Linked DNA regions of Mus musculus: region 2 is linked to region 1. Evidence: chromatin loops called from intact Hi-C (ENCODE). Cell type or tissue: left cerebral cortex. All regions are shown on one strand. Links, peaks and the distances in the headings refer to the core of each region. The heading gives the core; the rest is flanking DNA. Region 1 overlaps Polr3b (polymerase (RNA) III (DNA directed) polypeptide B). Region 2 overlaps Ric8b (RIC8 guanine nucleotide exchange factor B).

What was found. A loop is a pair of places that touch in the nucleus more often than their neighbours do. Peaks named below come from ENCODE experiments on the same cell type or tissue, not always from the same donor. Only the 100,000 strongest peaks of a DNase experiment are listed, where the experiment ranks them.
Region 2: a loop joins it to region 1, with 2.4 times the contacts of the local background. A loop is called at or near these places in 6 of 42 quality-filtered maps.

What each region holds. Positions count from the first base shown.
Region 1 is chr10:84,705,237-84,716,595 of GRCm38, forward strand. Polr3b (polymerase (RNA) III (DNA directed) polypeptide B) reads left to right here. Exons shown (of 28, transcript NM_027423.2): 24 at 8,393-8,496; 25 at 9,009-9,175. Among named protein-coding and RNA genes, the nearest start is that of Rfx4, 45 kb to the right of the region's middle. In left cerebral cortex, for the core only: CTCF peaks have their summits at 5,059 and 6,882; DNase peaks (open chromatin) are centred at 4,027, 5,032, 6,961 and 7,135.
Region 2 is chr10:84,979,361-84,990,719 of GRCm38, forward strand. It overlaps Ric8b (RIC8 guanine nucleotide exchange factor B), which reads left to right. Exons shown (of 10, transcript NM_183172.2): 7 at 688-832. Gm34633 (a long non-coding RNA gene) reads right to left here. Exons shown (of 3, transcript XR_003948930.1): 2 at 8,356-8,446. Among named protein-coding and RNA genes, the nearest start is that of Gm34633, 19 kb to the right of the region's middle. In left cerebral cortex, for the core only: CTCF peaks have their summits at 6,817 (motif pointing left), 7,028 and 8,358; a DNase peak (open chromatin) is centred at 6,769.

The DNA of each region.
Region 1 (11,359 bases), core at 2,818-7,817:
CTTAAAATAGCCTCTCCAGCAGTTGGCAGCAAGTTGGAGATTTTAGTTTCATAGATCATCGGTGTTGGTCTCTGCTCAATCAAAGTCACTTCAAGGTAACAGGATAATAAGTAGCTAAATGAAGCCACTGGGGACAGGAAGTTGACCTTGGTAGCTCTGTGTTGTGCATGATCAAAGAGCTGATAAAGATGAAAGAGGATGGAATGGGTGGGTAAGGTAGAACAAGAGATTCGCCAGGGTGTGTACCCAGCGTAATGAGCCAAGACCACGATTGGCCAGAGAAGGGTTTTCTCAGTCCCTGCAACATTCCCCTCTCAACCCTCCGCAACTGAGGTGAAGCCAGGTGTGGAGCCACAAGCCTTTAATCCCAGCGCGTGCCAGGCAGAGACAAGATGATCTCTGTGATTTCAAGGCCGATATGGTCTACAGAGCAAGTTCCAGGACAGCCTGATCTACATAGTGAAACCCTGTCTCAAACAAACAAAATAAAAACACAAAAAATAAAACTTCAACAATACCAAAAAGCAGGACTAAACTGACAGAGCCAGTGTAGCAGAAGGGAAAAGTCTTGGATGAAGACCAGGAGACCAACACACTCTCAACCCCTGCTGCGGCATTCTGCAGTAAAGAACCTCTAGTCTATTCCCTATGACAGTCAGAATCTTCACACAGGCTTGTTCTGGGTCTTTGCCTGATCCTTTATGAATGCCATCAGTGAGCTTACAGCCCAAAGAACTCTTGATGAAGACTATCTGGGGAGAGCAGGGTTGCTCAGTGAGGGCCTCCTCTACAGCCAAGGGCCAGCATAACCTGTGTGCTTTCAGAGGAGGCAAGGTCTGCATTGGTTTTGAGTTCTTTGAGGAGTTATGATCTTTTTCCATGTTTCAGGGTTTCACTGGGAGTAAGGCTGTGCCTCCCTGTTCAAATGTGATGCCCTTCCAAAGGGGTCAGTAGAGTAGAGGCGTGGGCCTGCAAAGCTGTGTGCTTTCATATCCTGCCATTATCAGCTTGGTTGGTAAAGATACGACGAGATGGTCACAGCATCTCCTTGGACCTCCTTGCTCCTTGGAGCATGCTGAAGCTAGACTTCTTTCCTGCAACAGAAACAAGTGCCTTAGGCTCTTGGGCTCTTTATAAGTTTTACACAGACAAATCTCAAGCACTCTTTTAGTTGGTGCCAAATAATATTTTCATATTGAGACTTTTCCCTCTGATAATGCCTTTATTAGGTTTCATTCTTAGTCTTTTTTAATTCTGTAGGGAAAGATTACATTAGTCTAAGGAGTTAAGTTTCTTCTCAGTGTCCGGGCAAAGCGAATTATTATATTTCTGGATATCCTCTTTCTGTTGCTGCCATTCACAATGAGCAAGGAAAGAGTAGACCCCTTTGATGTGGAGAGGGGAAAAGCAATATATCACTCTCCTGAAAGAGCGTTTCTCAGTCTCTCGTGTGAAAAAGGATTAGCACCTCCAACAAAGGTCCCGCAGATCACAGAACGCAGCAATGCCAGGCAGTGTTTCTAAGGAAAAACTGTATTTGAGCAAGAGTGTTTGCCCTGGCAAACAGAAGCTTTTTAATAACTGCAAATCTGAGATAATGACATCCATTCCTCAGTGCCCCTCCTTCCTCTGAGACCAGACAGCCACTTAGAACGCTCGGAAGTCAACTTTGTTTTGAAGTAAAAGCTTGGGCGTATCAAAATACAGTTTTCACTTAGCGGTTCAGCTTATTTATTTATTCCTGGCTTAGAGAGGATAGTGTATTTATGGACAAAATTTTCTAGAATAGTTATCTTTGACTCTTGCTCAAAGCAAGTCCCATTAAAAGACTGCTTGCCTCTAAATATTATTCAGTAATCTGCTAAGTTAATTTATTAATATTTTGATGAAGTATATCTTAAAAGAAGTTTAGGCTCTTATGTAGTGCCACAGAGAGGCTGTGAGAGTTAACACAACATTTATTCATGTGTGCCAGAAAACCTGAGAGCAAAGTCTGTCCCATTAAACAAGTAAAAACCAGTCTTCCCAGAATTCCATTCATTGTGGTTTTTCTGTAGTGCTTTCTAAACTGGGTGAGCGAGAAGAGCTCAGCCTGGAGTAACAATGACATGGCTGGCATCTTGTCCTCACACAGCTCTTCAGGGTGTTAAAATCCACTGCCAGGCCACCTTCAAACACACTGGAGGCCTTTGGCTCTGCAGCCGCCTGATCCTGCTTGAATGTCTAAGTGGGAGGGTAGAGGGGGTGGTTGACTGAGTGAGGTACTAAAGATAAGGTGCGTTTGTCCAACAGCCCTAAAGCCAGAGTCCAAACAAGTTCACTTACTAATGCTAGAAGTCCGGATTCCACCCACATAGACACCTCGTTAGACACCTCGTTAGTTGTAAGAAGACTTTACTTAATTTGTTTTCTAAGAACAAGTTTTAGCTCCTCTGTGGCTCACTGTAGCCTTCTGCCCTTTCAGTAAACACCCAGGCTAAAGCTTTGAAATTAGGGTATTTAGTGTTTTATGGCCTAGAATAAAAATCTCCTGTTCTGTTTCCAAATAGTGTAGGCTCAACACATTTCATTAAGTTCTTGACACATTTAGCCATGTGTATTTTGTAAAGTTCCTATGGTTATTGTTTTTACAATAGCTGCTTCCAGAAGCACTGTAAGGGTTTCAATTAATCAGCCCTTTGTGTGCCACAGACTATGCAAATTTATCACATCAAACCATTCAGCTGCTCCTGGGAAAGCCGCGTAAAAACGCTATTGTCTTCCTGCACCTCCTCTCATTTAGAGTGATGTTTTAATAAGAAAGTTAATCAAGTTTTCTTATGCATTATTTATCTGTTAACATGTAAGGAAGAGCCGAGTTGCAGTTACATCAGCCGGGATGTGGCAAGCGATGCGCCAGATCTGGAGGTGATAGGACGCGGGTTTTTTTTTTTTTTTTTTTTTTTTTGTCTTCCCCGCTCTCTCCCCCAAGGGATGATTTAAGGTGGTGGTGAGGAAAAGAAAAGGTTAGTTGATAGCTGGGAGAAAGGGAAGAAAGGAGGCCACCTGTGGTAGCCTTCACATTTTGATTTAGAAATTTGCATCTCTTAGGCCCACCGACCCGAGTTTATTAGAAGTACTTATTGGGTGATTGGAACAGTCCAACTTGAGAACGTTCTGGCTGCTGCTTTAGCCCCCCCATGTAGTACCATATTCATCAGCACAAGCAGTTCCCACTAGACACTCATGCATGTTAGAAGACAGCTTCTTGATAATGTGAAACGGCCAGAACACACTAAGGGTGCAGGTTCCAACCTCCACAGCCAGTCTGGGCAGCTGCTCCTGACTGGCCAGTCATTAAGTTGATCTCCTCTAGAGTACGTCCTGCTGAGAGCAATTAGGTTCCTTATATAATAATAATCCCTTGCATTTAGATTTTTGTCTAAGGACCATAAAGTTGCTCTCAGATATTAGCCCATTGGTTCTTCTAACACAATTAATTGCCTGATGGAGCACCTGATGGAGGTAAAAAGACTAAGCTCCTAAGGCTTTATCACTTTTCTTCCTTTCTAGTCAAACACTGACGGCCTGAATAGTATCTGTTAAACAGAAGAGCATCAGATTAAATTAAGGTCACCTGGTTCTTTGTTATCTTCCCTCCACTGGAGTGTGATCCAAGGAGAGATGAACTCTACAGATACCATCTCGTCATGTTCATAAGCCTCATGAACATGGCACAAGTCGTGTTTGTTCCTTCACAGTCCAGACCACAGACTCCAGACTCCTGGTGCCATGCAACTGTAGGGAAAAGGCTCCCTTCCTACAGTGCAACTGTAGGGAAAAGGCTCCCTTCCTGCTGTAACTGTGGGAAAAAGGATGACTTTCTCTGTCCTCCCAAGCAGTGTGAGTACATGGCCTCCTGATGGTAAAGTATCTCCCTACGCGAACCCCAGTGAGTTGGTTAGGCTGTAGTCAGTGTGATGTGTTAGGCTCTAGCAGCCTCCCTGTGATGTGTCCTACATGGCATTCAGCTGCAGGGAGTGCAGTTATGCTTCCAGCATTTGCTCGGATTGATCTATGTCAGCTGCATCTCCTGCCTAGAGTTGTGTCCTCACCTCCTTAGAGTGTTTGTCACACAGTGCATCTGAGTGCTGTGTGACAACCAATAGAAAACTGCATACTAGTCAGCCCTTTCTGGGGGTGTCTCCTCAGAAATAGCTCTTGCATTAAATAGATCACTGCAGTTGTTTTTTTTTGTTGTTTGGTTGGTCTGGTTTGGTTTTGGTTTTTCGAGACAGGGTTTCTCTGTGTAGCCCTGGCTGTCCTGGAACTCACTCTGTAGACCAGGCTGGCCTCAAACTCAGAAATCCACCTGCCTCTGCCTCCTAAGTACTAGGGTTAAAGGCGTGCGCTACCACGACTGGCTGCAGTTGTCTTGATAAGGCTTTAGCATGGTAAATTTTTTTTCTCTTTTGGAGTGGTTTGTTTGTTTGTTTGTTTTTGAGACAGGGTCTTGCTGAGCAGCCCAGGCTGGCTTTGAATTCAGAATTCTCCTGCTGCTCCAATACTTGCATTACTGGCATGAGCTACAACACATTGATTTTTTTTTTTCTGATATGTTAACTTGTCTATTTAAAGTGTTCCAGCACACAGATCTAACCCATTAAAACTAATAGGTCAGTTACCATAATATTAGTTATTAGAAGTGCATTCTAAGAAAATGAAGTGATTCATAATTCCAGCTGTATTTTCTCTGGACAACCTGTACCTACATGATTTTTGGGTTGCTCTCTGAAGCCGTAGAAATAAAGACAGCAGCTTGGTAGTGGAACCTGCAGTACCTGGGTCCTCTGAGAGTTTCCCTGGACTCCATAAGTTCTCCTTCTCTGCCCTTGGAATTAGTGTCAGTGCTGATGGAGTGACACTCTCTTGGCAGGGCATCGTCTGCTCCTAACTTTCCCGGCTTCTATTTTTCTTCATGAATTTGTGTTTGCTAAGAGTCCTGTGATACAGTCTGTGGCCTAATTCCCAGTTGCCTCCAGTGAGTACATCAAAGTTCCTGAGCAAAATGTATTTGCATTTTGCTACCAGGAGGCTGTGCTATAAACAATGGAGTTGAGACATCAGCACCGGCCAGGGGATGAAATTTTATTTTACAATCTGAAGTGCTGTGTAAGCATTTAAGGTATGAATCGGTAATCATTTCCCAACAGCTCCCATTAGCCATGCTTTCTTTGCAGCCCATCCGCTTTCCTGGGATGCAGGGTGGGAGTTAACTCTCTGGAGCACACTGCGTGGCATTTGCATTTAAGCCAGCATTCAAGGGAGGGCACCACAACTTTCTAAAGTTCTTAGTGCCAGAATGGACCTTATGCCTCTGCTCTTTGATGAAACACAGTTTTAATTTTTCATTGCAAGAAAAGAGAAGAAACCTTCCCAATGTTGTGAAGATTACATATTTCTAAACCAGAGAAATGTAAAAGAAAAAAAAATATATATGGGGGAAAAGTGGGTTTCAAAGGTCAGGAACGTTCTTTACCCCTGATGGATTCAATAAAATGCAGACTTTAAAAATCATCTGTCTAATTTGAGATTCAAGATCATCAAATTCTGTCTAAATATTTTGTTTTAACTTCTAAGCTCATTATGGCCCCTTTGTGTTAACTTGTATTAAACTCTGTCAGCTATGACTGGTCTCATAAGCACAGTCAGTGGGGCAGAATAAGTTAATTATTTACTTGTGTCACTAGTGCTCTTCATTTAATGAAATGCACAGCTGTGTTGGATCTGCAGTTGGATGTGTAGCTCCCATTGTTCAGCAAGTCAGCAGAGGGGAGAAGCCGTGGTGATGGAGAGTCCTCGCCTCTCTCTGCTGCTCTGGCTTTCTGTGTCGATTTCATGGGTCTTTTATCACTCGCTTTCTCACAAAACAAACAACACAGGGCTGTCTGCTATGGGAACCATCTTGGCATATAAAAGGGGTTTCAGAGGCTCAAGTAATTTTAAGTTAGCGAAGATTTAATTTTTGGCTTACAGGTGCCCCTGGTTCAAATATAACCAAAGCAATTCTATTATAAGACGGAATGGAAAAAAAAAAGCTCCTTGTGTATGTTTTTGTCAGCAAATGTCAGAAAAAGGCAGAAGAGAAAACAAAACAAAACAAAAAAAAAAAAAAAAAAAAAAAAAACTTCCCAAAAGGAAGCTGTGCTGTGAAGAGTAATCGGGCCCAGAGGAAAATGACTAGATTCTGACTGTAGGAATGAGCATGTATGTCATCTTAATAGCCTGGTGAGGTTAAATCAGCTCAATTAAACACGTCAACTAAAACCAGGCTACCAAGTCTTCCGTCTTCCTGCCATCCCTAAGTCCCAGCCTGCCTGAACCAGTTCCCACCTTCTCCTGGTGGTGTGGAGGGTGGACCGCAGCCTCTCCCAGGCTGACACCAGCATCCCTGTGGGTCCTGCCTGAGAGGCGCTGCCTTTTCTCTTTGGTTTTGTGTTTAAGGGCTATCGGAACCCTGACTCTCACCAGCCTTCCCAGGCTCTACCCCGTCCTTGTGGAGATGCCGAGTCCAACATGTTGTTCTTTGCTGTACAGTAGTGGCCTCAGGGTACCTAGATTTCTGATTTGCTCTCTTTCAAAGTAGGCTTCAGTGACTTCCGGCCTCTGTCAGATCCTTTCAGTATGGATAAGATGTGGCTTTAGAGGGAAGGGACACGTCACACAAGACAATGGCACACAGCTAGATTTGAGCTACAGCGTAGCAAGTGAGTTTCTGTTATTTATACAGGAAAGCATGAATACCCATGGTATGATTAAAAAAAAAAAAACCTTTTCAACCAAAATAAATATCAAAGAAACTGTACGTCTGCTCTGGAATCCAGCTCTACACGCCCTAGCTGCAGTCTTGTTGGCAGCCACTAGAAAGCAGAGTGTTAGCACAGTGTAAAGAAGCAGGCAGGCTTGTTTCCTCTGTTTAGCTCTTCATGATATGCACATCAAAAAGGTTCCATTTTAAGACGTTTGGGGGTCCTGGGGATGCTTGCTTATCATATCTTAAGTTTTAACTCCAACACGGCAATAGTAACAACTTAGTATTTTTTTTAAAGTGGCTTTAGTTATATAGAAGACAAACAGGAATGAAAAACTTGGGTTTTTTTTAGTAGGTCCTGAAATGGGTTCGTTCACACCCAGGGGAGAGGCGTTTTCTTTTATTGCTGTTTCTGCTGTTACACTACAGTGAAAGAGCATCAGTCTCTTTCCTCTGAGCAGTCCTGTGCAAGCCTTCCAGCTCTTAGATACATTGTAACAAATTCTGTCCCACTCATCTTCCCAGGAAAAACAAATCAGAAGAATTAACAGCTGTGTAGCAGCAAAATCTCTGCAAGCTTAGAACACTGTTCCGGCCTGCTCAGGTCTGCTACCCTAAGAGAATGCGGGTGGAGTGCTGAGCTGGAAGGCCCTCTGCTCCCATTCCATTCTTAGAATTCCGTGTCTAATTCTGGCCTTTTGCTCTAAGAATGAATTGGCTCTTACTTTTCTTGTTGGTCTTTACAAGTTCAATCAAAGATCACTTTTCTAATGTGCTGTAAGCTCTAAGAATTAAAATTCCTCCGAGCAGGTTAAGCTCAGCCAAGGAAGCCCTGGCAGGTGGCCACCCCTGCAGCCAGTGTGTGCACCTGCTAGCGTTTCAGCCACGCCCAGGCTTCCTTTCCTTTGCTTTTTTAATGATTTCTTTTTATTTTTAATGTATATACATTGGTGTTTTGCCTGCATGTGTGGGTGTTGGATTCCCCTGGAACAGGAGTTACAGACAGTTGTGAGCTGCCGTGTGAGTGCCAGGAACCGAACTCAGGTCCTTTGGAAGAGCAGCCAGTGTTGTTAACCACTGAACTCTCTCTCCAGCCCCACACACAGATTTGTTGTCACAGGTTTTTAAAGCCACATTTTACATATTTAGTCGAATTCAATCATTCTTTGTTTGGTGGTCAGAGAATTTGCATTCCTGTGGTTTGGGCACAAAACCCAGCAGACCACAGCCTAGCCGACAAGGAGCAGAAACCGGGGATTGAAAAGCTTCCCGAATGAGAGCCCGCCTGAGACTGCCCTTTGGTCTTCGTGGTGCTCGGAGAAGGTGGTGCTCGGAGAAGGTGGGCAGGCAGCCTGACAGCACCATTGTGTGGCATGCCAGCATGCCAGTTCACAGCCTACAATGCTTTTCTGCAAGGAGAGTCATTTTTGAACTGTTTGGCTAGCGGGGTTGTTGGAAATTGCTTTTGTTGCTCTTGATGGAGACCGTGGGGAGGGTTTTAGAACAGTGGGAGTAGAGATAGCAGCAGGGAGATCCCAATTAAGTACTGTATTCTTCCCCCTGTCCATTTGCTTTACATGCCATAAATCTCCTCTCCCCCAGGTGTCTGTGGCCTGATCGTCCCCCAGGAAGACATGCCGTTCTGTGATTCTGGCATCTGTCCCGACATCATAATGAACCCACACGGCTTCCCATCAAGAATGACGGTCAGTTACCTTTGGGCTTTTCAGGGGTGCTGCTCTGAAGGAAAGAAGCGGGCAGTTAGTTTAGTTACAGTGAGTGGCACCCTGTCGGATAAACGGACTCCTTGTCCCTGTCACTCACTCTCCTCTGCAGCGAATGACAAGTGGTTTTGCACTTAGTTCATGTGAGTGGCAGTTGTGGCCCTCAGCACAGAGTCCTGTGTGCTGAGCCTGCTCCATGTCTCTTTCAGCAGTCACTTCCTGTAATCTGCAATCGTATCGCTGGCCATGTGGCCTTGGCCATGGTGCTTAGCTCTCTACTCGAGTTTCAATATCTGAAAACTAGGGAACTCAGTCAGGGAAGTTAGTCACGTGGGCCAGGGCTCTTCAGCATGATACCTGCTAATGCTGGTGTTGGCAATGATTCACTTTTGGTGGTTGTGGTCGAAGCCACTTTTTTGGAACATAAGCCAAAAGGCCGAGAGAACTGACAGCCCGGGCGGGCACTCACCTGGTTTGTTCCCATCCCATCTCAGGTTGGAAAGTTAATTGAGCTGCTGGCTGGCAAGGCAGGCGTGTTAGACGGCAGGTTCCACTACGGCACTGCCTTTGGAGGGAGTAAAGTGAAGGATGTGTGTGAAGATCTCGTTCGCCATGGTTACAACTACCTGGGGAAGGACTACGTCACCTCAGGCATCACAGGGTGAGTGTGCTGTTAAGCACTAGAGATCGGAGGCGAGGGCCCCAAGAAGGAGTACTCTAAGATATAAAGTTCCAAGACTGCCTTCATTGGAAGGAAGGAATGCTCAGTGCTTTAGGAAGTGTGATCCTGTCTTGGACAGGCCACATTTAGGAAGCCAGTTGGCTACTGAGGACCCCCAGTTGTGTCGGTAAGGCTGTCGTTTTAACAAGCTCGGGTTTCTATGTTGCTTTTGTGGCGTACATTAACTGCATCTGAGGCAGTGCTGCCCAGACTGCTAGCTTTGCGCCGAGCCCCAGCACTGAGTGCTTTGTCTCGTAGCCTGGAGCCCAGTGTTCACACCTAATGTGTGTGTGCTAGGCATTGACAGGATCACAGTGCAGAAAACCACAGAGCTGGCCATTTCGATTTGTTATTAGACATGGAGCAGTAGCAAAAACAAGGTAATTTCCAGCAGGCCCGCAGTGACTGCTTGCCAAGCAGGTGGTTGTCTGGTTTGGTTTGGCTTTGAGGTTTTTGTTTTTGTTCTGTGTTGCTGGGGACTGACTCCAGTGCTTCATGCATGCTTAGAAAGCACGCCATGACTGAGCCTCACCCTCTGCCCGCTGATCACCCAATTAAACTCCGACCTAGTGCTGCCTGTCCCTGCCCTGCTCCTCTCCACAGCCGCCGTCCCTCGGACGTGTGCCCTGATACTGCTGTCTGTCTCCCAGCTGAGACACAGCCTCTGGGAGAGCAGGCTGCTGTGCTGGTTCCACTGCTTGGGCTCCAGAACCTAGCACAGCGCCTCCCAGCACGGGTGCTTCAGCAGTGCCTGATGGGTAAATCCGAGAACTAGCTCTCAGCACATGAAGACAAGGGCAAGGAGAGAGTGCAGAAGGCATGGAGGAACAGAAGCTGTCATTTAGAGTATTGTACAGAGGAAAGTACACTTACTGAGTAAATCCCAAAAACTGGTAGGAGCCACCCAACTGTTATTCCATAAGGAGGTAGCTCTGCAGCCTAAGGGTGAGGTTGGATAAGATAAAGTGAAGGGTCTAGCTGTCATCTTAGACAGACACAAGTCCATACAATTATTGTGAACGATGAGATCTTGAAACTCAGCTCACATGGCACATATGATCAAATCGGCTGCTTGCATACCCTGTGGCACATAAAGTACCCAGGGGGCAGAGACAGAGCTTAGCAGTTAAAACACTGGCTGCTGCTCCACAGGATCCGAGTTTGGGATCCAACACCTTCTGACCTCCAGGGGCTTCTAAATTGATGTACATGTGCCCATGTAAGTACATACACACACACACTCAAACACACGAAAGCACACAGAGAGTAAGAGAGTGGGTGGATGGGTGGCTGAGTGAGTGAACCTTTGTACTAAGACCTCAGAGTCACGTTGCTTAAGCTGTGAGCCACCGAAGCACAGGTGCAGGTCGGCAAGGGCATGGGCAAGGATACGGTGCTTAACTGTGGTACTACAAAGAAATGCTCCAGGAGGGAGAGACCCGCCAGGAACCCATTTCTGCTGAAAATATGCATCCAGTGCTTTGTACAGTAACTGCCCAGATGGCAGTAATACGGATTTCTGTAAGTAAATCATTGTTGGGATGTTTAAAAAAGCAAAACTCATTTTATGAAAACTCAAATGATTTCCTCCATTTAAGTATGGTGCAGTCAAATAGTTAGTGTTCTGTCTCAAAGACACACAGTCCTCGCTGATCCTGCGGCTTCACTCCTACTCAGAAATGATATTGTCCAGAGAGTGTGCACAGCCATAGGACCCACTCAGTGCAGCTTCCTAAACATAAGTGCGCTGAAAGATTAGGCTGGGCTGCGTGCCCTGGGCTGTGCACAGCTGTGAGGACAGCGGAGGGCTACACTGCTTCCCTTGGCACCCACATGGGCTGCATGCTGTGTGCTGTGGACAGCTGTGTGGTCAGCTGTGTAGACAACCATGTGGACAGCTATGGCCACACCGCTCCCTTGGGGCCCATGTGGGTGTTCACCCCTTTGCATTCACCACGCCAAGGCTTGAGCAGCACTGCTGAGCCTGTCCAGATTTCAGTGCATTTGTGTCCCTCTGCCCGCCTTCACTCATGGTCCTGATTGTAGCTAGCAGAAATTGCATGTGGCTTTACTCTGTTGACGGTGGAACAGCAGAGGTCCGTGACTTCTACCGTGAGTTACCAT
Region 2 (11,359 bases), core at 4,022-9,021, 280 kb after region 1:
GCTGCAGGTGGGGGAGGTGCATGTGTGAACATACCCACATGTATGTACAGGGTAGAAGACATGACAACCTCAGATGCTCCATCTTAGACACCATCTGCTCTCTCCCTCACTCTTCCCTCTCCCTCACTGTCCTGAAACTGGCCAACTAGATCCCCCTGTCTCCACTCCCTTCTGTGCAAGCCCATGCCCTGGACGTTTTCCTGTGTTCTGAGTATTGAATCCGGTCACACAGAAAGCACTTAACTGGCTTTATAACCCCCCTTTTGCTTTTGGACTCAGTGTCGCTCTGATGGGGCTAAAGCAGACTTTGAACTTTTATGTTCTCTCAGCCTTCCATGTACGTGGATCATAAGCCTCTGTGCTGTCACAGCCAGCAAGAAAGAAGAACGTGACACAGACTTCAAATTAATTTTTGCTAGGCACCAGAACACTGCAGGTGCTGCAATAGCACAGGGAAGACATGTTTCTATCCACACAGAACCATACATGAGATTATTTGAGGTCTGGATGTTGCTGGTTATGATGGTAGTTTATTTCATGTTATTTGGAAGCTCACAGTTATTTCTATTTGTTACTCATGCTAAAAACTTAGTTATAATTCCTTGTAAGATTGGCCATTGCCTCGTGCCACTCTCATGTATCCCAGCACCCTCCATTGATGATGGCTTCTTTCACCTTTGCAATCAGGTTTTACCGCCTTTGAGAGATGTGACAAATCGACCAGAAGTCGGCTCAACCGTGAGAAATAAGCTGGTTCGTCTCATGACACATGTTGACCTCGGAGTCAAGCAGATTGCTGCTGAGTTCCTTTTTGTCCTTTGCAAAGAGAGAGGTAGGTTAAACTCTCTTTGCCTTATGTTTTTTATCTTTGGGAGGAAATTTAAGAAAATTTCCTGTTGGGTATAGCATTTTATTGCAGTCTTTGCAGGCCTGACTACTTACCTGCTGCTGTTAAGAGTGGCTACGCAGATGACCAGAAGTAGTACTCGTCATCATTGTTGTGTGTTCCCCACCTCCCCAGGGCATGCAGACACATACTTTCCCAAACACACAAGCGTCTAACCTTTGCCTGTGTGTGCTTACCCCAGACCTTGTAGTGTCTCCGGCTTGGGAGCCATTGTCAGACACCTGTCTTAATCCAGGTGACCAGTGACCAGTACGGTCCTGCTTCTGCTTCCTCCCAACATCCCAGGGAAAGGTTGGTTTCCTCACTGACTCTTCAGTCTGTGGTCACAGAATGTTTCTCATGTGATATACTTGATGGATGTCCAGAAGTCTGTTAAGGTGTGGCCTTTGCCCTTGAGATAACAAGTAATATCTCTTCTTTGTATAGTATCTTTGTATAGAAATCACATCTAAGTTGATTGTTATTTCATTTTTTGATGAACCCCGGTTTTGTAAGATAGTTAAGAGATGAAAAACACCCCTGTCAAAATCTCCCCCGCCCTCTCCCTCTTCCTCTCTCCCTCTTCCTCTCTCCCTCTCCCTCTCTGTTGAACTTAGGGTCCCATCCATGCTAGTCAATTGCCCTACCACTGTGCTATATTCCTCAAATTTTTAAATCTTCTGTATCCTTAAACCTTGTTTCTGACTTTTTAGTTTAACCAGTTACGTTCCTATAAAGATGGCACATTATTAGCAACATAATTGAAATGTTGTTATAATGTTGATAACGGTTATTAGCAGTGACAGGTGTCAGGTGCTTGACCCTCTTTCAAACCACTGCCTGACCCACTAAGGACACTCCACTGGTAACATGGCTTCACTTCAGCTTCTTCTTGAACAAGATTGAATCGGCCATCAGTAGAAAGAGAGGCCCATTGGTCTCGCAAACTTTATATGCCTCAGTACAGGGTAACGCCAGGGCCAAGAAGTGGGAGTAGGGGGAGGTTTGGGGGACTTTTGGGGTAGCATTGGAAATGTAAATGAAGAAAATACCTAAATAAATAAATAAATAATAAATAAATAAATAAATAAATAGAAGAAAAAGATTGACTTACACCTTATAATCAAATGGTTATCACAGTTGCTCACATGTGTTGCCAAAATAGTGGCTGATTGGATCTTCTTAGATCACAAATGAGCTATAGGGAGATAGGTTAGTTAGTTAAGTGCTTACACAAAGATCTGAATTAGAGGGAAGGAGGGAGAGAAGGAGGGAGGGTGGGTGAGTAGGCAGGTAGGTGGGTGGGTGGGTAGGTGGGTAGGTAGGTAGGTAAGTAGGTGGGTAACTAAGCTAAGCTTGGTGGCACACACTTGTAATCCCAGCAGTGGAGAAGCAGAGACAGGAGGATCCCTGGGAAAAGAATCCCTGGGGCTTGTTGGCTAGACAGTTCAACTCAGTTGTCAGGCTTCAGGCCAGTGAGAGACCCTGCCTCAAAAGGCACTGGACAGCATTCCAAAGAAATGATGCCTAAAGTTGTCGTCTAACTTCTACAAACTCAGGCACACACATCTGCACCCATTTTAAAAAGCGTGTGTGTGTGTGTGTGTGTGTGTGTGTGTGTGTGTGTGTGTGTACACGCTCATAAAACTACAGCACATATACCCGTTGCCCACTCACTTAAAACTGGATGTCAGAGCGGAGGGAGATACGCAGCATGAGAACCCGAGTTCAGAATCCTCAGAGCCCACGGAAAGCCGCGCGCTCGCCGCTGTGCGTGTCTGTAATCCCAGTGCTCCCACAGCGATGATGTCCACAGGAGGCGGACATAAATCTCCATGCAGAGGCCTTACCCAGTGCGAACAAGAGAAAGCAGGATGGGCGGCTGGGACCGGCAGCTAGCCGAGGCTAGCTCCCCTCCACCCGTGCCATGGCACGCTTGCCTGCACTCACACCCACAAAGGCTTTGGGTGATTACTGTGTTCGTAGCACTGTTACTTCTCACGGAGAAGACTGTTGGTTCTGTATAGATTTTTTTATAGTGAACATACATTTCTTAACTTGTACATCTTTAAAATTCATAATGAGTATGTATCTAAGGACAGTGCCACCTTACTGGTGAGTCGGTGCTTAGCAAATGCAGCACATACTTTGCAAGTGAACTCTGTGGTTATTTTCATTTGAGATAGTTGGCATTGTTCTTCCTAGAATATCTAGTACTTGGGAAGTTTTCTAATACAGCTGAACTCAGACCTAGCCTAGCTCAGCGCAGTTATTTTTGTGTTGCTTGGTTTTTGTTTTTGGATTTTGGATTTTTTCAATTAAAATTTGAAATTTCTGCTGGGCAGTGGTGGCACACGCCTTTAATCCCAGCACTTGGGAGGCAGAGGCAGGCGGATTTCTGAGTTCGAGGCCAGCCTGGTCTACAGAGTGAGTTCCAGGATAGCCAGGGCTATACAGAAAAACCCTGTCTCGAAAAACCAAAAAAAAAAAAAAAAAAAAAAAAAAAAAAAAAAAAAAAAAAAAAGAAATATCTTAGTGTAATCACGTGATTTTCTTTCCAATCTTATTAGAATTGTATAAATGTATTCTTGGAATAAAACCCATTTATTCAAGGGCGGGTGAGATGGCGCAGTGGATACAGACGGGTTCCTGCTCTTGGGCTTCACCACCTGCATTTGACCCAGACATCTAGGTTCCATACATAGAGAGCCGACTACTGCAGGTGACCTCTGACCTCCATATGTGTGCAAGCACCCACGATAGTTAAAATAATAAGTGAATGAATGAATGTGATGAGTATTTTTATGCTACACACAGAAGTATACAAAACAGTCAGGATTTTCACCCTCATGTTATTTACTTATGCAAATAACTGCAGCAGCCAAACCCTTAGTGATGAAAATACCCGCAGTGTCCATGTGAAGTGACAGGTGAAAATTACCCTTTGCAGCAGTTTGTTGCTTGAGGACTGAGGGCTGCAGGGATTGGTGAGGAGGCACTGCTGTTCAGGTGCAACTCAGTGCTGCGACTAAGGAGCTGCTGACCAGCAAGTAACTTCCTACTTCTTATTAGAAATAGATTCTTCTCTCTTACAGTACATGCCAACCACAGTCGCCCCTCCCTCCACCACTCCCTGTCCCTACCTCTTCCCCTCCCCCTCATATTCACTCCCCTTCCATCTCCCATTAGAAAAGAACAGGCCTCCAAGAGATGACAACCAACCATGACAAAACAAACAGTAAGACAAGGCAGAAGCCTTCATGTCAAGTCTGGACCAGGCAGCCAACTGGAAGAAAGAGTCTCAGGAGCAGGCAGGAGAGTTAGAGACACACCAGCTCCCACAGTGAGGAGTCCTACACAAACACCAAGTTCACAGCTACAGCACGTACACAGAGGACCTGGTGCAGACGCCTGTAGGCCCCGTGCTTGCCACTTAAGTCTCTCTGGACACCACTTTCCTCTGGGACTCCCCAAATGGTGAGGGGAAACACCCAGTGAGGACCTCCCCATTTAGGCTCTCCCCATAATATCTGGCTGTGGGTCTCTACATCTGCTTCTGTTGTCTGCTAGAGGACACCTCTGTGCTGACAACTAGACAGAGCCCTGATCTCTGAGTATAGCAGAATGCCATTAGGAATCATAGGATTGATGGATTGGTTGATTTCTGCCAGTCAATCTGGTTCTACCCCAGCTCTCTGGACTAGCCAGGCTTTGGTTCCTGGCCACCCAGGCAGTGCCGGGCATGAGCTCCCTCGCAGGGAGTAGGCCTCAAATCAGAATTGGTCGGCTGCTCCTGAATGTTCTGTACCACCATTTCCCTGTATCACATCTTGTCGATCAAAGGCTGTGGCTGCGTGGGTGTCCATATTTCCCTTCCCTAGCCTGCAGAGTACCTTCCTGCTCCAAAGAGACGAGAGTGTAGTGAGGAAGGCTCCATGCTGGCACCGGTTTGACCTCCCCATGGCAAAGCACATGCAGATGTTTATTTTTTTCTTGCTTTCTTTGAAGGATTTATTCGTTTCCCCCAATTGTTTGTCTTTTCCTGGATTTCTTTAATGGATTTATTCATTTACTCTTTAAGGACCTCTGTTATCTGAAGGTCTTTTTCCTGTGCTTCTCCTGTGTTGGAATATTCTGGTCCTGCTGTTGTAGCATTGCAGGGCCTTAGTAGAGATGTATTGCCCTGGTTGTTATTGTGTTCTTACACAGGCATCTAGGTGTCTGGGTTTGGGGTGATTATAGGTCTAGGTGCTGATTTCTGGATTTGTCTTTGTTGGGTGGGTGTTTTGTTCTTCAGTTTCTGTTTCCTGTCTGCATTTTCAGAGTGTGTGATGGCTGTGTGCTAGTTCTTTTACTGGTCTGCTAGGCTGTGTGTTCATAGGGAATGCCTGCTGGTGATGGAGGCTGGGAAGCAGTGATGAGTCAGAGGAGGGAGGTCAGGAGGGATAGTCTGTGGGGTCCACAAGAGAAGTGGACAGGAGGGAGGCCACAGCTGGTGGTGTGTTGCTGTGCCAGAGAGGTTGAGGGACTGGGTCTAGGGAAACAGAGTGGAGGTCTGCAGCAACCCAGCTGGTTTTCTGGCAGGTGTGACCTGCAGTTGAGGGATAAGGTGTTGAGTGGGGGGAGGGAGGTTAGGAGGTGATGGTCTGTGGGATCCATAGATCCATCCATGTGGGCAAGGGGGGAGGGGAGGCTGCAGCTGGTGTTCTGGTGCAGCAGTGTTAGCACTGTGCCTAAGGGGTTGGCTCTGGGGGAGCAGGGAGAGCAGCAAGGTCTATGTGCAGGCCAAGTCATGTCAGCCACAGTAGCTGAAGTTTCTTAAAGATGCACAAACCCATGTGCAGTGTGAAGGCGCTGTAGTCTGTGCTCAAACCACAGAGTAGCGCAGTAAGCAGCAGTCAGAAGCAAGAAGGGTCAAGTGTTAACAGACTAGGCATGGCAGGAACGCCTAGGTGTCTGAAATCCCCATCTGTGCCAGGGCAGCCTACTTCTCTAGCCAGCAGGAACCAAAATGCTAACGTGTAGTCAGGTTACCAACTTGTGTTGAGCTGTGACATAACTATAGTTTATTACTTTCACAAAGTCAGCTTCCTGGAAATTATGCTAAGCAAAAACAAAAACTGAATTCAGAAAAACCAATGCTACCCATATTTTCTTTTATATGTGAGGTCTAAATGAGAGAAAAATGTGAATCCTAAATGTGTAAAGGGAGCTATTAGAAGGGGCCCAAGAGCTGAGGGTGCCTGTAATGGAATGCATGTAGTGTGAAAGCAGGAGAAGGCTGGTCTCATGGAGAGGGAACCCTGCCGGAAGGGGGTAAGGGGGAGGAAGAGAATGGATAAGAAGCAGCCATAGGGCTGGAGAGATGGCTCAGCGGGTAAGAGCACTGACTGCTCTTCCAAAGGTCCTGAGTTCAATTCCCAGCAACCACATGGTGGCTCACAACCATCTGTAATGGGATCTGATGCCCTCTTCTGGTGTGCCTGAAGTCAGCTACAGTGTACTTATGTATAATAATAAATAAATCTTAGGGCCAGAGCGAGAAGGACTGAGCAGGCGGAGGAGACCAGAGCAAATAGAGCCAACCGGAGGTCCTAAAAATTCAATTCCCTACAACCACATGAAGGCTCACAACCATCTGTACAGCTACAGTGTACTCACATACATAAAATAAATAAAATCTTTAAAAAAAAAAAAAAGCAGCAGCTATAATGCGGTGAGTAGGGAAACAGCCAAGGAAGCGCATCGTTTTGCCTGCTAACATTTCAGTACAATTCTTCTTACAATAATATACTCTCTTCCAGCTCCTTAAAAATAGTCTACATAGTTTAGCCAAAAGAAAGTGATCTGTGAAACATTTCACGCCTTCCGTATGTGGCAGCCGCATACGGAAGTGGTAGGGTGAGTTACAATCAGTTCAGCTTGAGCTGCCTTGTCCAGCAGCGCCCCCTGCAGCCCTGTGCCACCTGCAGCCCTGTGCCCCCTGCAGCTCTGTGCCCCCTGCAGCTCTGTGCCCCCTGCAGCTCTGTGCCCCCTGCAGCTCTGTGCCCCCTGCAGCCCTGTGCCACCTGCAGCTCTGTGCCACCTGCGTGTGCCTCCCTCCAGCTCAGGCTGCGGGCGGGCCTTTGGCCTCTCTCTAGCTTGCTGCTAAGCTGCTTCTTTGCCGTTCATGTTTTTCTTCCTGTCTTCCTAGAAGCCTTCCTCTGTGAGTTGGTCCTCTCTGTGCTTGGGTTTAATTTTTTTTTAAGCTTTTGCATCTTGGAATCTTGAAATACTGATGATATTGCATGCGCTTCTCAATATGTCTGTGCCAGGCCAGGCCTGGACGGCCTTTGACAGCCGTTCTTTTCAGTCTCCTTTGCTGACACTCATTCCGGTCCCACATTGAATTCCATAGTCACCCTCTGAACACCACTGTCTCACTCCTGGCTTCTGCCTCAGGATGAACCTGGCATGCTTCGCCTGTGGACCGCACATCTGCACCTGAGTTTCTCAGGGCTGCCTCCCTCTTCTGTCTGACGTGGAATGCATTTTCTCCAGGGCCCATGTTCCTCAGCCTTTCTGTGTCCTTTGCTCACACCCTCTGTGAAGGGACGTCATCTACAGTTACCCCGCCTACCTTCTGTACATGTAAAACCAATTACACCTTACAGATTTTACTTCCTAGATACCATTTTTAATTTTTTTCTTCCATTTTGTTCCCACACCACTTCATGTTATATGCCTTTAAAATCATTTTCTTAAAATACTAATATAGTCAGACCTCCTGTTTCTAATCAGATTATTTTGGTCTGTCTGCCAGGTGGCTACTAGGGTTTGTTATAAAATGTGGACAGAATGTTGCCATTGCCCCTGTGTGAGCTCGCAGGGCTTCCTCATGCTTGCCTGGGGAAGCCCACATTCTACTCCCGCCCCTTGCCTCGTAGAGTTGTACTGTGTCAGTGTACCCCGTCTGCTTCTAACTTGATGCTTTAGCGCTACCTGGGCTGCCCTTCCCCATGGCCTCAGAACACTAAGTTTTGTCTTCGAAGAGCACCGTGGACTCATCTGTGAAGAACACTCTGGCTGTTGCGGCAAAGTTGATTTTCTTCGTCCTGCCGTTTTGACTCATCTGTGTTGTTTCAAGCTTCCCCATTGGCTGTGCTGTAACGATGTAGAGCTTGCATCCCCAACATCCAGCTTCTTCACACTGGAGATCTTGTATCTTACAGGCAGTTATGCTCCCACAAATGTTACTTAAAAGAGCAAACTGCTCCCTGGGAGTTCAGTCACGTGGGCAGTTAGCATGTGTCTCCCCACAGTGGGAATAAGTTCTTAAAGCAGGGTTGTGCTTGCTACAGTGGCAACCGGGAGGGACACTTTTAAGTGGAAGTAGTTACAGAAACAAACAATTCAGGATCTGAGAAGTGGATACGATAGAACATAACTTTAGAAAGAATGGGCTGCAAGACAGGAGCCGTTCAACCTACTGGTGTTCCAGCCTTTAGGGGGAGCAGGGGAGGCGTCCTCCAGGAAGGTAACATAGTTAGCTTCGTACTGAACAAAAGATGTCTTGTGCACCTGGAGAGAAGCAGAAATGGGAAGATACAGGTCTAAAAAACAGTACTAGTTAGAGGAGCTGCTGGATCTAGAGGACGTAGAGTTTAACTGGATGGAAAGGTTCCTACTGAGGAGGGAGGAGAATGGTCTCTGGGTGTGCCTTCCTCTCAGTAAAGGAATGGAAGCCCTGCTTTGTGGTAAAACAATAGAACTAATGTCTGTGTAGGCTTTCAACACTGCCTGCCAGTGTGTGTCTCACCAGCACCCACTGTGTGGCTACATTCTCTCTCTAGTATCTAGTATCCTTATAATGTCAGCTTTCAGGGAGTCATCTGATTTCAGCAGCATCTTCAGGTAATAACTGACAGTTACCATGACAGAACAGGCATCCTTGTGTGAGCCCATGAGTGCACATACGTAGCACCATCAGAAGATCTTTCCTTTTTTGGTTAGCCAGGTTCAGTCAGTTTCCTTTCTTCCCTACACAGTGTCCAGCAGGGTTTCAGTGGGCTATTTAGCAGCACACTGGAAGGGAAGCGAACGCTTCTCCCGCACTCCTCTCTGCTAGGAGTTTATATTCCACTTAACTCCCGTCTCTGCTTCCCAATATCTTGTTGTTTAAAATTTTAACAAAATTTTATTTGACTTTATTTTTGGAGCATTAATATGCCTTAAATCATCTCTGTAACCCATTTATCTCAGAATTGACATATGTTCCAGTAAAAGAGCAGTAAATATTCTTTCATTAAAATCTCAGGGGTCATTATTAGCTAGGCATTAGTGTTCTGAGGGCTTAGATTTGTGGTCCTTGATCATGAGTGGATTTGTATCTGACCATTGCAATCATGTCTTAAGGATACATATATACTCTAGACATTTGTTCCCTTAATTCATTATGCATTTCCTAACTTACTTGAATCTCTGCATCTTAAGGCACTGGCAGCAAGAGACAGCGTATCAGATTTATTAAGGTTCAGATTACTACCCCTCATTAAATGCTTGCATAGTGTTTGCTGGTAGCACTGAGGAGTGCAGTTACTGATAGGTTTTAAGGTTAGAATGACGAGTGTAAGCTGAGTGTGGAGGACCTGCCTGTGACCTCAGCATTCCGGAGACCTAGGAAGGAGGAAGTGAGGCCCAGGCCAGCTTGGGATACAGAGTATAACTCTCGTTTAATATCTTTGTCTTATTAGCCCATGTCTCATTTTATACAAATGGAACCAGTTTTAATATTCCTTGAGAGGAGGGATAGTTTCATGTGTCCGTGGAGTGGCTATTTTCTCTATCAAAGGGGTGCTCTCCAGTTAAACACTCAAAACTTAACAGCTTTATTCATGTTTCCCAGGCTCTTTATAGTTACATACTCTGACTAGACTATCTCCTATCTCTTTCTCTATTTTAGCCCTTTATAATAAAAAGTTAATTTTAGTTTTTTAAAATTTATACATGAATATTATTTCCAACCCGCACCATGCCAACTCCTCCATGCCCTATTTTCTCAAATTCCTGCCTTCTTCTAATATAATTATGCAGACATACACACCCTGCTGAGCTGATTTAGTTTGCTGTTATGTGCCTGTGTTTAGGGCTGCTCCCTTGGGATTGGCCAACCTCAGAGAGCTCCTCACTGGAGAAGACGGATTCCTCCTTTCTCAGCAGCTACCGAGTGCCAGGCACTCTTCACCTAAGGGTGGGGCCTTAGGAAATTTCTCCATCCGTGTTGGCATATTGACTGATGGTGTCATCATGCAGGCTTTATTTAGGAAGCTACACTGGAGATGTAATGGGTGCAGCATCCCCTTTGTGCCTGCAAAACTGTCTAGTAGCAAATACCCTGTAATTCTCGCTCTCACAGTCTTTCTACCCCGCCTTCCCAGTGCCTTGAGTCTTAGGTGTAAGTGTTCCTTGTAGATGTACGGGATGGGATGTGGACTCCACTGCCATTTATTCCCTGTGTGTTGACCAGTCACGGGCCTCTGTAGTAGCCTCCATCTGCTTCTTTGACGAGGGATGAGGCTCTATTTATCTGTGGGCATCAGGGTAAGTATTTAGAATGCAGTTAGAGATTAGGTTCCATTGGGGAAATGACAGTGGTGGTATCTTCTGTGGGGTCCATGACCTCTCCAGCCAGCGATAGTTGCCTAGCTTGTAGTACCAGGCTTAGACAGCTCTCGGTTAGCCTCAGGATAGCAGGGTTACTGTTGCACCACTGGGACTCTCTTGACAGGCAGTCATAGGCTCCATGCTGGCTTGGACTGCTGCTTGCTTTTGTCCCTTGGCAGCTTTTATACACCTTCAGATCCTGGGAAAGTCCTAAGAGAGGAGCTTCCCAGGGTACTTCCCGCTTGATGCCTCCAAGTCCTGTGTCTGAAGTGTGTGGTGTCCTCAGTAGTGGGGTCTTCCTTCAAGTTCTGGGGAGCAACCAAGGGCAATGGCAGTGGCCTATATTGGACCCTTCCTGATCAACAACTTAAATAGGGGTTTCCCATGCCTGTCACTGGGGTTTCTGTTAGTCTTTTAGTCACTTGGTAGGGAGCATTATCACCATATGTGACATAACTCCATGCAAACAACACACGTGTGCATACACACACACACACACACACACACACACACACACACACACTATGTACTTGTAAGTAAGCTTATGGTTGTTTTCAAACATTCTTAGAGTTGCTTTTCTCTCTCTCCTCCTTCAGTATGATCCTCTGTCCCAGCGGAAGTCCACACATATTTTCCCCTTCCTCCTTCTTAGCACCTGTGTGTGCTTCTCTGAATTTTTCTAGCATTTTTTTTAGGTGAATGGTATAAGTTGTGGTGCTTTCAAATGTAGGTTTTATCTTGGCTTTATACATGGATAAATGTATAGTGTTGTTTTCTACAGTTGACCTTAGCATGTCATTTTATGAACATACTACTCAAAGCCTTCAGTAA